Linked DNA regions of Homo sapiens: region 2 is linked to region 1. The links are chromatin loops, found by intact Hi-C in ENCODE. Cell type or tissue: heart left ventricle. All regions are shown on one strand.

What was found. A loop is a pair of places that touch in the nucleus more often than their neighbours do. Peaks named below come from ENCODE experiments on the same cell type or tissue, not always from the same donor. Only the 100,000 strongest peaks of a DNase experiment are listed, where the experiment ranks them.
Region 2: a loop joins it to region 1, with 5 times the contacts of the local background. A loop is called at or near these places in 5 of 110 quality-filtered maps.

What each region holds. Positions count from the first base shown.
Region 1 is chr9:68,975,328-68,983,327 of GRCh38, forward strand. The region is part of intron 14 of PIP5K1B (phosphatidylinositol-4-phosphate 5-kinase type 1 beta); the gene reads left to right. LOC101927069 (a long non-coding RNA gene) reads right to left here and starts at 514. Exons shown (of 3, transcript NR_110647.1): 1 at 337-514. In heart left ventricle, no CTCF peak of the experiment used is centred here; DNase peaks (open chromatin) are centred at 4,443 and 4,820; H3K4me3 peaks cover 590 bases; H3K27ac peaks cover 5,972 bases.
Region 2 is chr9:68,910,664-68,918,663 of GRCh38, forward strand. PIP5K1B (phosphatidylinositol-4-phosphate 5-kinase type 1 beta) reads left to right here. Exons shown (of 16, transcript NM_003558.4): 9 at 6,885-7,096. Among named protein-coding and RNA genes, the nearest start is that of PRKACG, 99 kb to the right of the region's middle. In heart left ventricle, no CTCF peak of the experiment used is centred here; no DNase peak of the experiment used is centred here.

The sequences.
Region 1 (8,000 bases):
CAAAGTGCTGGGATTACAGGCATGAGCCACTGCACCCAGCCACGTCTTACTTTTTAAAGACAGAAAATGTAGTGTTTAGCAAGAAATATGAATTGTACTTTTTTTCAGTTGCCTAAAATATAAACTTCCTAAAAGTTAAGGTGTTTATTTATGAATGCATGTCAGTGAGAAGTTCTTTTTTCCCAAGGTGGTGTTATGGAGGGAAAGTCAGTGAGTCAGCCTATTTGCCGAGGCCAGCTTGTCCTTCAGGCATTTATACCACCAGTATTAGTTTGCTAAGCTGCCCTTACAAAGTACCATGAACTGGATGGCTTAAACAACAGAAATTTGTCTCACCGTTCTGGAGGCCAGGAGTTTGAAATCCAGGTATCAGCAGGGTTTTCCCTCTGAGGTTGTGAAGAAGAATCTGTTCCATACCTCTCTGCTAGCTTCTGGTGGTGTGCTGGCCGTCTTTGACATTCCTTGGCTTGTAAATCTCTGCCTTTATCTTCCATGGAGCTTTCCTTGTGTATTTGTGTCTCTATGTCCAAACTTCCCCTTTTTATAAGAACACCAGTCATACCGAAGTAGGACACACCCTATTCCACTATGACCTCATCTTAACTAATTATGTCTGCAACAAACTCATTCCCAAATAGGGTCACATTCTGAGGTACTGGGGGCTAGGACTTAAACATATGAATTTTAGGGAGATGCAATTCAACCCATAACAACATGGCTCTGAATAAAGCTTTGTTTTTCTGAGTAATTTTTGTTTGTTTGAATCTGACAGCAGCAAGTATAGAGATTGCAGAGTATCTGGCAGCAAACCACTATCCATGGGAATTATGCCATTGAGGTGTAGTACAGAGAAATAATAGTGCTTAGGCCAGGAATTGTTTCCTGTTCACTGTGTCTTAAACCTTTATTGGTTCCATTAGCTTACACAGCAAAAGGCATTTCCAATTCAGCATATTTTATTTCCAGTATGCCACTCTGATCTCAAACTTTAGTTAGAGAAGACCAACTAAGGCTAAGAATCAAAACTTTTGGAAGCTAGCAAGACCTGATCAAATCCAAACTCCTGATTTTTACAGAGAAGGGAACTGTGGAGTACAGGAAAATTCAATGTCTTACCCAAATACAGTACTCACAGCTACTTAGTGCCATGTTGCTACCACAACCCCACTACCCTGCCTCTTGCTGTAGCTCCTTCTTTCACATATTGTACTGCTCCTCTGAGCCACAGGGGCCATCGGTGCCCTATGACAGTGGTCCCCAACCCTTTTGGCACCAGGGACCAGTTTTGTGGAAGACAATTTTTCCATGGATTGGACGGCAGAGTAGGGATGGTTTCAGAATGAAACTGTTCTGCCTCAGATCATCAGGCATTAGATTCTCATGAGAAACACAAAACCTAGATCCCTCTCATGAGCAGTTCACAATGGAGTTCATGCTCCTTTGAGAATCTAATGCCACCACTGATTACTGCCTAAGGCAGAGCTTAGGCAGTAATGCTCACTCACCCACCACTCACCTCCTGCTGTGCGGCCTGGTTCCTAGCGGGCCACAGACCAGTAACAGTCTATGGCCTGGGGGTTGGGGACCCCTGCCCTATGATTCAAAAGGTCCCAATTCCTGTTGCCTTCATGGTGCTTTTCTCTAGCTAGAGAACACAGTCAACCCTGTTTTCAATGTGTGCTGTCTACCTGGGAATGTTTCATGGATGGCCCATACTGCCATTTTTTAAATCTACCTAAGCCTCACCTCTGGGATCTACCTAAATATATTCTCTCTTAATTCCATGGATATGAGCTCTAGGAAGGGAACTAATTATAATGTTAGACTCTGCCACATATGAACAGTAAAACACATTGTCCTAGAGAGCAGAAGCCATCCAGTATTGTGAAGCTTAATAGAAATTACTTTGATGGGCCTAGCATGGTGGCTCACGGCTGTAATCCCAGCACTTTGGGAGGCCAAGGCGAGCAGATCACCTGAGGTTGGGAGTTGGAGACTAGCCTGGCCAACCTGGGGAAATCCCATCTCTACTAAAAATATAAAAAATTAGCCAGGTGTGGTGGTGCTTGCCTGTAATCCCAGCTACCTGGGAGGCTGAGGCACAAACATCGCTTGAACCCGGGAGGCAGAGGTTGCAGTGAGCTGAGATTGGGCTACTGCACTCCAGCCTGGGTGATAGAGCAAGACTTTGTCTCAAAAAAAGAAAGAGAAATTACTTTGATGGTGAAGGTTTTTATTTTGGTTTGCTGTTGTTGTTGTCTTGGATGTTATTTTGGTGGCGTATTTTTTTGCATTTATATATTTCATAATCATATAATTATTGGCTTCTTTTTTTTTTTTTTTTCGAGACGGAGTCTCGCTCTGTTGTCCAGGCTGGGGTACAGTGGCATGGTCTCGGCTCACTGGAACCTCTGCCTCCCAGGTTGAAGCGATTCTCCTGCCTCAGCCTCCCGAGTAGCTGGGATTACAGGTGTGTACCACCACACCCAGCTAATTTTTTGTATTTTTAGTAGAGATGTGGTTTCACCCCAGGCTGGTCTCGAACTCCTGACCTTGTGATCCACCCACCTTGGCCTCCCAAAGTGCTGGGATTACAGGCGTGAGCCACCGCGCCTGGCCTATTGGCTTCTTTTTAACATTTATTATTAATATATATCTCCTCAACTTTTGGGGGTTTTTAGGGTTTTTCCCCAGCTTTATTGAGGTATACTTAACAAATAAAAATTATATATATTTAAGGTGATACATTGTAAAATGATTACCACATCAAGCCAATTAACATATCTATCACCTCACGTGGTTATATCTTTTGTGTGGTGAGAACCCTTAAGATCAACTCTTCTAGCAAATCTCAAGTACACAATACGTGATTATTAACTATGGTCACCACACTGTGCCTCAGATCTCCAGAACTTCCTCATCTGGCATACATTTTGGCCAACACCTCCTCACTTCCTCTTCTTTCCACCAGTAACTATCATTCTAGTCTCTGCTTTTATGAGTTCAGCTTTCTTAGATTTTACAAATGAGTTCATGCAGTGTTTGGCTTTTTGCGTCTGGCGTATTTCATTTAGCATAATGTCCTCCAGGTTCATCCATGTTATTGCAAATGGCAGAATTTCCTTCTTTTTTAAGGATGAATACTCTTCCTTTGTATATGTATACCACATTTGCTTTAACCATTCATCAGATAAGGCACACTTAGGTTGTTGCCCCAACTTTTTGGGAAGCTCCCTAAGTTGGTGTTCTGACCATGTCTGCTTACTTTTTGGTTTAAGCCCAGCACTTGGAATGAAGTAGGCACTCAGTATACATTTGAATGGATGATTGGTAGTTTTGTAGGGAGAAAAGCAGATACTGTTTATTATGCTGACAGTTCATTATTAAAGTAAAATTTATATATAGTAAAAATGCAGAAATCTTTGTAGTTCCATAAATTTTGAAAAATATGTACCCAAGTTACCATCACCCAGATCAAGATAAAGAACATTCCCCCATCCCACCAGCAAGTTCCCTTCTGCCCCTTCTTAGACGTGACCCGAAGGGCTTTTCTCCTTCGTTTTTTCCTGGAAGCTTTCTACGTTTAACTTTCACATTTTGTCGGTGATCCATCTCAAATTAATTTCTGTATATGATATGAGTAGGGGTGTCGAAGGTTTCTGTTGTTGTGCTTTAACAACTATTCCTTGTTCCTTTGATGAAATCAAATAATCAAGACTTGTATATAGAAATAGATTTGTCATTGGGAAATGGATCTCTGTATCTCTTTTTCTCTTTTATAATTGAACCATGGTTGCTGGGGATAACTTAGAAACACAGGAAAGGGCTAATTTTCTGCAGTGATTGGATGGCTCAAGGCAATATGTGTAGGACAGGTTACTCCAGTCAGACCTACGTTCAAATCCAAATGCCACCAGAGGTGAGACAAGATAGTCTTAATACTCAAATGTACAAAATAAATAGCCAGAGACCTCACCTAACAGGGTTCTTTTTAATGAGTAAATGAAATAACATGTGTAATACAGTCATCACAGTATAAACATCACAGTCAACGATGCCTGCTAGCTTTACACCTGTGCTTGTGTGTGTACATGTTGGGGTATGATATTGGAAAGAAAAACAAATCTCATAGCGATATACGGTGAAAAAGGTCCCTGAACTTGGATGAGGGTTCCTCTTTAAAAAGGAGGAACCCTTTTTATATTTATATCCTATCACACACAGAGTCACTCCCCTCAAAGGGAGAGGAGGCCCTCTTCTCACCTCTGAGGCTGCTCATGGCAGGAGCTCAGTCACTGCCAGTTCTCTGAGCCATTGTGGCTTCTGTCCTCACAATGAATAAACCTGGAAACACACTGTTTGAGTCTCTTCCTGCCTATGGGTTCTAAGTGCTGCTGTCTGAGCTGTGCCTGCAGCAGGCTTCCTGCTTCTGGTGCTCACTGCGGGGAGGGGAGCCATCGGTTGATACCAGGAGAGAGCCTGCTGCTCTGCTGCCTTCATTAGAAACAGGCAGTCTCCTTGTCTAAAAATAGCAAAAGTGGGAGAGTGGGGAAGAGCAGCAGCCATGCTCAGGGCTGAAAGTGAGAAAGGCAGAAACAAGCAGATCTCTGAAAGCCTCCTGTATGGTGGCAGGCGGCTAAGCATTCTGGGTGCAGTGACTGTGGTCAAAGCTTTTCTACTTCCCTGGGTCCGTGTTGGGGGGTTTTGTAGATGTGTCCACACACTCAGCCAAGGGCTGAGCATGAAGGAGCCGCTCTGTCCTGGCAGGAGCATGAGATGTGCCACACGCTGATACTGTCCAGGCTGCAGCAGGAGCGCTAGTGCTAGTGCTTGAGAATTTCCACACCCTGTAGTATCCTCACCCACTCCCTGCCCCAACCAAAGGTGAGCTTTTTCCCAGTGGGGCACAAGGTGTTGGTTTGACCATCACTTCAGAAGCGCCTGGGTCACGCTGGAATGGGCTTGCCCTTAAGCAGAGTGTGGCTCTGGTACTAAACAAGTCTTTGCAGCCATTAAGTGAGACCAGGCTGTATTTGTGGGTGTTCTCTGCAGGTAGAGCTTTCCTGTCTACATTTGTTATCAGTTAATGTTCTGGTAGCTAAACTAAGAGCAGAAAAGGAATTCTTTCCAAGGTCTTACGATAAATCTGTCTATGCAAGCAGACCTCATCAAAGCCCCATGAAAACAGGCAGAGTCTCAGAGGTAAGAGTCCTGTTGATACTCCTGTTTGCTTATCCCAAAGAGCTTTACCCTCTCTTGGCCTTTCTTTCTCTTGTACTATCCAAACTGATCCTCTTGCTGGCCTTGTGAGATGGGCTGGGCATCTTTCCCACCCACAGATGAGGAACCAGGAGCTCAGTGTCATAACTTGCCCAGCATTGTAACCAGTAATCAGAGACGCAGAGCTTGTATCAAGGCCTCTGCCCTTCGCCTGGATATTCTCTGAGGTTTCTTCCCCACATGACAGTTTCTGAAGGGCAAAAACCTCCTAACATGAAGCAGCCTAAAATGTGGCATGAATTTAAGCAAACTTAGGGGGCAAAAAAAAGACTCCATTTAACTTTGATTTGGGAAACATTTTTCTTTGCATGACCCAGCAATTATGACTCTGAACCCAGAGAGGGAAATATAACCCTAACTCACTGTTGGCCAGGCAGTATACAATATTTATATAGTCACAATACTATAAACTCTATGTGTCAATTTTCTAATTTTAGAGCCAATCTGTGGACAAAGAGGGAGCAATTTTGTTATAGCTGCAAGATAGGATATAAATATGAACAGCCCTGACAAAGTAGAGATAAAAGTTGTTCGGTGTTTTTTAAGTGTGTCTAATATAAAGTGAGAGGGGAAAGCAGGGACAAAGATGAAATAATGTGGGGAGTTAAAGGATACGGTGTGTGGTTGATGGAATAAAAAAGCTCACTAGGTATGTTATTTACAGTTACAAAATAAAATATAAATAGCAAATGTTGGAAGAAGACACAGGGTAGAAGAGGGTAAATGTCCCTCATAGTGAATCAATGGATGCTACCTTAGGTTAAGAATCTTTTAACCCCTGATTCATCAAAAGACATGAAGGGAATCGCCAGAAAATATTAAAAGAGAAATCCCAAAAAGGGCTGCTGCCCCTAGGGAATGGCGGAGGGTGGGGGTGGGGAGGGCAGGAGGTTGTTGCTTTTCATCAGAAGTCATCTGTGTTGTGTGCTTTATTATGATGTTTATTACTTCGATTAAAACAAATTGAGGCAGTGAGAGAATGACTTTTAAAAGACAAAAACTGTGGATAGTACCATATGTTCCCTCAACAAATGCTCTCATGAGAATTAGCTATAAAACACTCATTAGGTCTGCAAACAGAAATCAGAGTGTTCCAGGCTATAAAATTATCAATGACTGTTTTCAGCAGTCCAGCCAGGCTAATGCTCTCCAATGAAGCCAAACTAATGTTGCTGATAACCAAAAGAATCTTTTTTTTTTTTTCTGTAAATGACAGAGGCCTGTGTGGCATCAGGGTGCCATTAACGTTTTCTCCTAGAGAGACAGCCAGGAAGAAAAATCGCTCCTCCTGTACTGCTCTCACCTGTGAGAAGTTTATGACTTGTTCGGAGAGCAGAGCACAGAGCCCGGGAAGAGTACTGGCAGTTTCTGTGTTTTTACAAGGGAAGAACATAGCTGAGTAGATTAACAGTTTCCTGTGTGGCTTGTTGCAAATTACATGCAATTAGCCCTCAGACAGCCTGAATCGAGAGAATTGTGGCAAAACTTGATGGTGCAGAACCTAGGCAGGCAGCCAGACTCCTAAACCCAGTCACGTAAATTTGCTGCTGTAACTGGATCTTCCCAAGCCACAAGTCTGAGAAATGGTGGGCACTCTGACCTGACCACTAGATTTTCAGGATATTCCTCCTAAGAGAGGTATCCTTGCTTCTAAGTGACCCCTAAAACAGAACCTAGGAAACTCTCAGCCAGATAAATTAGAAATTGATTCTAAATAGGCTTGTGCCCAGGAAATCAACAATGCAGTAAAAATATCAGGACAAAAGCAAGAATACTTCCCAAAGTCAGAACTGAGGAGCAATGAATATTAAATTGATCAATGGCATAGACATTTAAATGAAAATCCTTTTTTTAAATGTATATTACTGGCCAGGCACGGTGGCTCACGCCTGTAATCCCAGCACTCTGGGAGGCTGAGGTGGGTGGATCGCCCAAGGCCAGGAGTTCAAGACCAGCCTGGCCAACATGGTGAAACCCCATCTCTACTAAAAATACAAAAAAAAAAGTAGTTGGGCATGGTGGTGCGCACCTGTAGTCCCAGCTACTTGAGAGGCTGAAGCAGGAGAATCGCTTAAGCCCGGGAGGTGGAGGTTGCAGTGAGCCAAGATTGCACCACTGCACTCAAGCCTGGGTGACAGCGAGACTCCATCTCAAAAAAAAAAAAATTATATTACCTTTACTGCTTGGGGCATCTTCAAGAGAAGACTTTGCTGTAGACTATGGATGCATTTATTTGAATTAGATGACTTATTCTTGCGTTATCTCCTTACTCTTTTGATAATTACATTTCATTATTTTTTAAGCCACAATGGACATGCACATACATACTCCTGCATACAGTTTATAGGTTCTTGAGCCTAGGTAAGACTTTATGTCCTATGTGAAACATTTCTTGATTAGGAAAGTTACACCTTTCTCTTCAGTAGTGCATATAACCTTTACTAATCTCTCTTTGCTAAAAATAATGTGACAGTGTTAAACTGAAATATTTTTAGTATCTGTTTTGGCTGAGGCCCAAAACAAAAGTAAATGTGAGACTATAGCACTTGCAAAGGTCAAAACTGGTTTTTGAATGGCAGAAAATCAGCTCTACAGCCCTCAGCTGACTACCCACCTCCAGCCTTTAAAAGAGGTTATTGAGGCCAAGAAAAGAGTGGCAGTTAGAATGTGATCTTTAGAGAGAACTGTTGATCAGAGGTGTCTGTCCCCACCCAGGGACA
Region 2 (8,000 bases), 65 kb before region 1:
TTTATATGACAGAGGGACACTAATAATGTGCTTGGGTCTTCAGAGGGGAGACATATCCCAATAGTTTGTTGAAATCATTAGTAAATTTGCATGGAGTGGGGACAGGCTTTGAAAAAACAGTAGGATTTGAAAAGATGGTAAGGACCATCTAGAAGAAACGACATGAGCAGAAGCATCAGAGTTTACATCTTCAGAGCACATTCAGGGGTAAAGAGCTCCAGTTAGACTAGCCTGGCAAATGTCTCTAGCCAGGCATTAAGTAACAAAAAGACATTGGCTAGGGCCATATTAGTGAGGACTTTCTATGTCAAATTGAAGCACTGGCACCAAGCAGTGGTGAGAGACTGAAGGCTTTGAGTAGGGATGTGATGTGACCTGGTCAAGCACAGATGTCAGGAATGGGTTTGTGAGGAAAGAATGGGAAACTGGGCCAGGCATGGTGGCTCACGCCTGTAATCCCAGCACTTTGGGAGGCTGAGGTAGGTGGATCACTTGAGGTCAGGAGTTCGAGACCAGCCTGACCAACATGGAGAAACCTTGTCTCTATTAAAAATACAAAATTAACTGGTCATGGCGGCACACGCCTGTAATCCCAGCTACTTGGGAGGCTGAGGCAGGAACATTGCTTGAACCCGGGAAGCGGAGGTTGCAGTGAGCCGAGAACATGCCATTGCACTCCAGCCTGGGCAACAAGAGCAAAACTCCATCTCAAATAAAAAAAAAAAAAAAAAGAATGGGAAACTGAAATTAATTCATTATCATTAGAGAGAAGGAACGTTTTGATAATAGAAGCTGCAGGATTGGGTGACTCAGTGAAGGAAAAGTAGCCATGAAGTATGAAATCGCATTAGAATGATTTCAAATAAAAGAGGGAAGTGAGGAAAAAGAACTGCTTTGGAGTGAGGTAAGAATTTAGGGTTATAGCATGGCCATGTGTAGACATTTAGATGGTCATGGTGGCTCATGCCTGTAATCCCAGCACTTTAGGAGGCCGAGGTGGTTGGATCGCTTGAGCCCAGGAGTTCAAGACCAGCCTGGGCAGCAAGGCAAAACCCCATCTCCACAAAAAATTAGTCAGGTGTGGTGGCATGTGCCTGTAGTTCCAGCCACTCGGGAGGCTGAGATGAGAGGATCACTTGAGCCCAAAAGGTCAAGGCTGCAGTGAGTCATGTTTGCACCACTGCCTCCAGCCTGGGTGATGGAGTGAGACTCTGTTTCAAAAAAATATTTTTTTAATTTAAAAAAGAAGTTTAGAGATGTTCTGAAGGAAATATATTGGGCTGCAGCTTAGGAATGAAGTCAGATTAAATGCAACAATTTAGGAATTTTCTGTAGAAAGATGGTAATTGGAATCTACCTTTAAGAAGATCTCAAATCTATCCACTTCTCCCTCGAGCTCCCCAGCTGCCCCTACTCATTCAAGTATTACCCTCTCTTACCTGGACTGCTGAAATACCCCCCAGTCGAAAGTAGGTACTTCCTGTGGGATCTTCCCACAGCTCTCTGATTTTTCCCTCCAGGCCTTATTACAATGTGTAATTCGGGCTTGTTTAATGTTGAGTATGGAATAATTATCTGTTGTTTTATCCCTGAAGATCCATCAACTTCCACAGTGCGTGGCACTCAAACATTTTTTTTTCCAACAAAAGAGTCAATGAATGTAAGTACTAGAAAGTAGAAAAAACAGAGAGCTTTGGGTGAACATCTTTAGGGCACAGGAAGAAAAAGTGGAAAAGTCAAATAGACAAAGAACCAAGAGAAGCCAGGGCACAATAGCTAAGGGAGAGGGGAGATTCAAGGTGGGCTGGTCATAGGGATCGATTCTGCAGGTGGAGGAATAACATGAATAGCTGACATTAATTGAGTGCTTTTTGTGTGCCTAAGACTTGGCACGGATTAACTCAGTTAATCTTCACAGTAACTTTGGTAGGAATTATTTGGTAGGAATCCCTATTATAGAGATAATACAGGTGAGAATAGATACCAGAAATGTTAAATACTTTGCCCAAAAACAAGCAAGTGGGGGAGCCATGAGTCAAACCAGGCCATCTGGTTCCAGAGCAAGGAGACTGAACCACCCTGCAGCCACACCAGCTCCTGCTAGCAGTAAGACAGAAGATAGTTTGCAGTGTGATGTGGTGTTAAAGATGTAAAAGCAAAAGGAGGACCAGCTGCTCTTTGTAGCCTTTAGTCATGAAGAGAGGATGGCAATGCCTATGATTCTGAGTTAGGATATTTCCACATTAGGTCCCCAAATCTACAGAAGTTACAGGAACACTCATGCATCACCAGTCATGAAAACCTGAGGAATATGCTCTCATTTCAAGAACAGGTAGTTTTTGATTGTGTCTTCAGGGTACTCTAGCAGCTGCTTTGACATTGACTTTGACATTGACTTTTTTACTACATTCCAATGTTGTTATTGACTTAAATTAGTCCTTGAGAGAGAAGGAAGAAAGAATCTGACTTTGGCAATAGAAAGCCTTGCAGTATTCCAACTTGCTTTCAGTTTTAAATAGTTCTGTGAATCATTCCTGTTTCCTTTTTTTACAAGTAGGGAAGTAAAGTCCTGCCAGAGCTAGACGGAAAGGCACCTGTATTTGCATTGTAACCTGAGTTTTGAATAGTAAATGCACAGGTACAGAATATACTAGCAACAGTAAGGTCAGGCAGACATTCTGGAAATGTGCACCTGAGTGATGAACTGGACTAACTGGTGTCTGTCATGTTGCAGAATGTTGCTAACTCTTAAAGCTCACACATGTTAAGTTGTTGGCAGATTTATCAATTCTTTTAATTAAAGGACTGGGATGATATGAGTAACGGAACTATTTTGTTCCTAATTGATGCAAATCTTAAAAGTACGTGACTAAAATCTGTTCCCAGAGTTTCTCATTACAGAAGCCTTTTAATTTGTTTTAAAATATATGCATATACATTTCTCTTTTTGTTCCTTCAGATTTCTTAATCGATGGTGATTTTTCCCAACCCAAACTCTAACTGCAATGGCCAGCTTTCCACATATGGGGATAGAATTTCTTTTTTTAAGCCTTCCACACTGAAAGTAGGGGTCTTGGCCTCACGAGGACAACTCAGCACCCTTCCCAGATGCTGGCAATCCAAAAGAAGAGTACAGAGGAGATGAAGCTCTTTTTAATATTTTTTATCACTTTTTCAAAAGTTAATTCTCTCTTGGAATTTATTCTTTAAAAAAAAAAATCGGACCCCTTACAGGATCAGGATAGTGTCTTACTTTATCCAATAGTTCAGTTTGGACCACACAGCCTGACTTTGTCTCACCTGTAAAATTGCACAGTTCTCTTAGGCCTGTTCATGGGCCGGGAAAAAAGACTGCAAGTACAAAACACATGGTTCAGGTTGAATATTGCAGGAAAAATATAAGAAAAAGTATTTCATTTTTAAAAAAATCTTCTTAACAATTAATTCATGGATGCTTTGCTGAGGAAAATGCTTTGCAGAGGTTGAATATTGCATGACAATATAAAAAAAGCATTTTTTTAAAAAAAACAAAGGTTTTTAACAAGCAGAATTCATTCATGGATACTCTGTGGAGGAAAATCATGGTGTCCGGAATGTTTTTAAGCTTGACCACTCCTAACTTGAGTAAATGATTCTGGGTGCCTTTTGGGAACATCCACAGTATTGTCAGAGTCTTCTTAGGACCTGCTTTTGAAGCCAGCTTACTGCTTTGGAGGATGCTTTGGGCTGTGCAGGGCAGAAGACTGTGTTTTTGCCAATTGAAAATTCCTGGCCAGGCACAGTGGCTCACGCCTGTAATCCCAGCACTTTGGGAGGCTGAGGCGGGCAGATCACGAGGTCGGGAGATTGAGACCTTCCTGGCTAACATGGTGAAACCCCGTCTCTACTAAAAATACAAAAAATTAGCAAGGCGTGGTGGCAGGCGCCTGTAGTCCCAGCTACTCGGGAGGCTGAGGCAGGAGAATGGTGTGAACCCGGGAGGTGGAGCTTGCAGTGAGCCGAGATTGCACCACTGCACTCCAGCCTGGGCAACAGAGCAAGACTCCATCTCAATAAAAAAAATAAACAAATAAATAAATAAATAAAAAGAAAAAGACAAGAGAAAATTCCTGTGTTGTCAGCCATCCAGGCCATACCCCTTGGTATCCACAAACCCAGAGCTTCTAAAGGAATTAGGATTTGCCAGAATGACACTGGTAAGCAGGCCAGCAATACAGTTCTATTTTTGTTGGCTAATTTAGTGACATTTGTTTTCAGAAGTGTAATTCTAGGAATGTTTACTTCAAGCGAACACCTGTTGTCTCTTGAGCTAGTGTGAGGGATGAGTCACCGTGAATTATAATCATAGTGATAAGAGCTAGCAATTAATTAAGCACTTTATGCTAGAGACTTTTCTAAGCACTTGACTTGCATTGTCACATTTAATTTTTACAAGCACCCTATATGATATGTAATAGTGTCAGCATTTTACAGATGAGGAAACTGAGACACAAGGAGATGATGTGACCTGCCTAAGGTCACAGAGTCCATGCTCTTCATCCCTCATCCCCCATGTCCTTATCCAAGTCTCTCCGAGAAAGGAAGCGCTAGCACTGATAAATATGAGTAGGGAAGTTAGCATCTGCAAATGGTCATTCATTGTGAAGAGTTGTTGAAGCTGTCTCGGGGGGTACTGTTGCCAAGCCATCATTTCAGTATGGTTGAGAATTAGAAAGGTTAAGGCCCTTCTACCACTTGTTTCTGTCTGAAGAAAGCATCTAATATCTGTTAGTGTTTTCTTTTAAGAGTCTGGCCCTTGGTGCTTCTGACATAAAACAGTCTTTCTTTCTCCCATGGTCTGTGCTACTGTATGGTGCAGTGAGGCACTGATAACACCTCCATGGAGAACCAGCCAAAGGGTCTGGTACTCAAGCATTGGATCAGTGGTAAGAAGGATTTCCTATCACCCCTCCCTTCCTCCTCCAACTTGACATCACTCCTCCTTCCATTAGGAAGGCTGGTTCCACATTGTTATCAAGCCATTCTTAGATCACTTGGGTTAGGAAATCCCACAGCCCAAACCTCTTAAGTGATAAGATTCTACTCTGAGCTCCTGCCTGACTCCCTTCTGAACTTGACTTTTTGAAAGATGAAGTGTGAACCCTCTGGAATAATTGATACCCATTTGCAGCCCACTCTCAGTTCTCATTGATGGCAAAGATGCCTGTAATACAGAATAACCTATTTCTTGAAGGCCATATGCCATACTTCACAAAGCCTTTTCTCAGGTGGCATCCATGAAGTGGCAGCCACAGGTAACTGAATCTTCAGGCCTGATCCCCTCTTTACTATATCATAAATATCAAAAGGCAGTTGGGCTGAACAAGAACAAGAAGCACAAGAAATTCTGGATTATTTTATCCCTAAACAATTATCTATAGGCTATGATCCTTCAGGGTGTTTCCTAGCTAAAGTATAGGAACAGCTTCTCATGTTGGTTCAGAGACAGCCGTTCTGACAACCAGGGTTGTCTTGCTTTTCTGAGCAGCTTTGTGTGAGAAATACCAGGTATTAAGAAGTCTGTTGTAGGGGAGAATCATATACAGACTAGTAGAAAAAGAACTTTATCATAGAGGAAAACACCCAGTTTGCAGGCATTCTTCCTGAACACTGCTCTTCCGTCTGAAAAGGTCCTGAGTGTCAAAGCCCCACCTATACCCTGAAGCCATCTCAACAGACTCGGACCCAGACCTTTGTCTCCTGTCATTTTCTTTTCAGAGCATTGCCATCTCTTTTGTCTGGCTGCATCCAACTATTTTTAATTCCCTTGCCTCCCCACTGTCTGCTGAGTGGATAATTAAACATGAAGTACTATGCTTTGTTGAGATTATATTTTTAAAGGACTTGCTACAGGGAACTGAACGGCACCTTCGAAAGACAGACTTTGAGGGCTGGGTGCGGTGGCTCACACCTGTAATCCCAGCACTTTGGGAGGCCGAGGCAGGCAGATCATGGGGTCATGGGTTCGAGACCAGCCTGGCCAACATGGTGAAACCCTGTCTCTACTAAAAATACAAAAATTAGCTGGGTGTGGTGGCGGGCACCTGTAATACCAGCTACTTGGGAGGCTGAGGCAGTAGAATCGTTTGAACCCGGGAGGCAGAGGTTGCAGTGAGCTGAGATTGCGCTAGTGCACTCCAGCCTGGGCGACAGGGCGAGACTCTGTCTCAAAAATAAAAAAAAAAAAGAGGTTTTGAGAAGAAGACCACTAACTTCCAAGAAGTTTATGAGAACAGAATTCAGACATAGAAAAGATACATTCAGCTAGAAAAGATACATTCTAGCTGTGTCTTCATGCTGAGGAAGATACAAGCGTACAAACTTACAAGCTTGTAGAGACTATTGGTTGTTGGTTTCTCTGCTCTACTGCTTAAGAGTGTGGACACCGGAGTTGACTGCTTGGGTCTCTGTCACTTATGTGCTGTGTGATATTGAGCAGATTACCTTATCTCTCTGTGCCTCCAGTTTTTCATCTGTAAAATAGACAATAGTAGTACCTAGCTTATAGAGTTGTTGAGATTGAATGCAAATGAGCTTCCTAGCACTGGCACATGGAAAGTACTCAATCCGTGCTATTAGTGAAACTTTCATGGAGGGTTGAGAAAACATGTGCTTGTTTCAGATTTGCATAAAATTCCCATCTTGGAGCCATTGTGATAATCCTTCCTGCATGTGGCCTAATAATAACCTCAAGTGTTTTTATTTTGATTCTTCATCTCTCAGCCACCCCGCTGGGAGGAATAACAGGAGCTGTGTGTCTGTATATCTAGAGCTCTCTGATAATGAGTAGATGAGACGAACAGGCCTTTGGGTTGACTGGCTTCCTGGTTCTTTTTCTCATTCAGGTGCTAGAAAGCTTCAAGATCATGGATTATAGCCTTCTGTTGGGAATTCATTTCCTGGACCATTCCCTCAAAGAGAAAGAGGAGGAGACCCCACAAAATGTGCCTGATGCTAAGCGGACTGGGATGCAGAAGGTTCTCTACTCAACAGCCATGGAATCTATCCAGGGTCCAGGGAAATCTGGAGATGGGATAATCACAGAGAACCCAGACACGTAAGTGCAGCCACACACCTACCCACCCTCTTGACTGTGGCAGCCCACGTCACTGGGTAATTATAGACAGTCACATTCACCTTAGGGTGGGACTCTAGGAATTAATTTCTACTTGGTGCTAAAATGGGTTAAACTGGTCTCCATTTCTATTCATCTAAAGATAACTAGATGAGTGGCAGTTTCTCCAGTTATTACTCCTTCACCCACTTGGTTTCTTTTTTTAACAATGGCTGAAAATGTTTTTGTCCCCATTAACTACATATTCAAAACATTCACCACAAGAGGAAGGAATAGACTTTGAATTTGAATAAACATGTTTTATTGTTTATTTATTTATTTTTTTTTTTTGAGACAGAGTCTCACTCTGTCACCCAGGCTAGAGGGCAGTGGTGCCATCTCAGTTCACTGCAACCTCCACCTCCCAGGTTCAAGCGATTCTCCTGCCTCAGCCTCCAAAGTAGCTGGAATTACAAACATGCACCACTACACCTGGCTAATTTTTGTATTTTTAGTAGAGATGGAGTTTCACCATGTTGCCCAGGCTGGTCTCAAACTCCTGGCCTCATGTGATCCACCTGCCTTGGCTTCCCAAAGTGCTGGGATTATAGGTATGAGCCACTGCACCCAGCCTGAGTAAAGATGTTTTAAGCAAATACACAATAAGAATGATGTTCGCAATTCAGAGCTTTTTGTCTGCCTAAGGGGATTCTGTTGTTCTAGTCCTGCACCCTGACAGATGTGGTCTCTCGTCTCAGCCAGATGTGGTAGTAACTACAGGATTAATTTGCATGTGTAAAATGCATATTGACTAACAGAAACAACTGCAACCAAAGTAAGTTATTGAAATGGCAGACTGCATCAGTTATGTGTACTAGCTGAGCAAGGAGACTGAAAGAAAGCAATC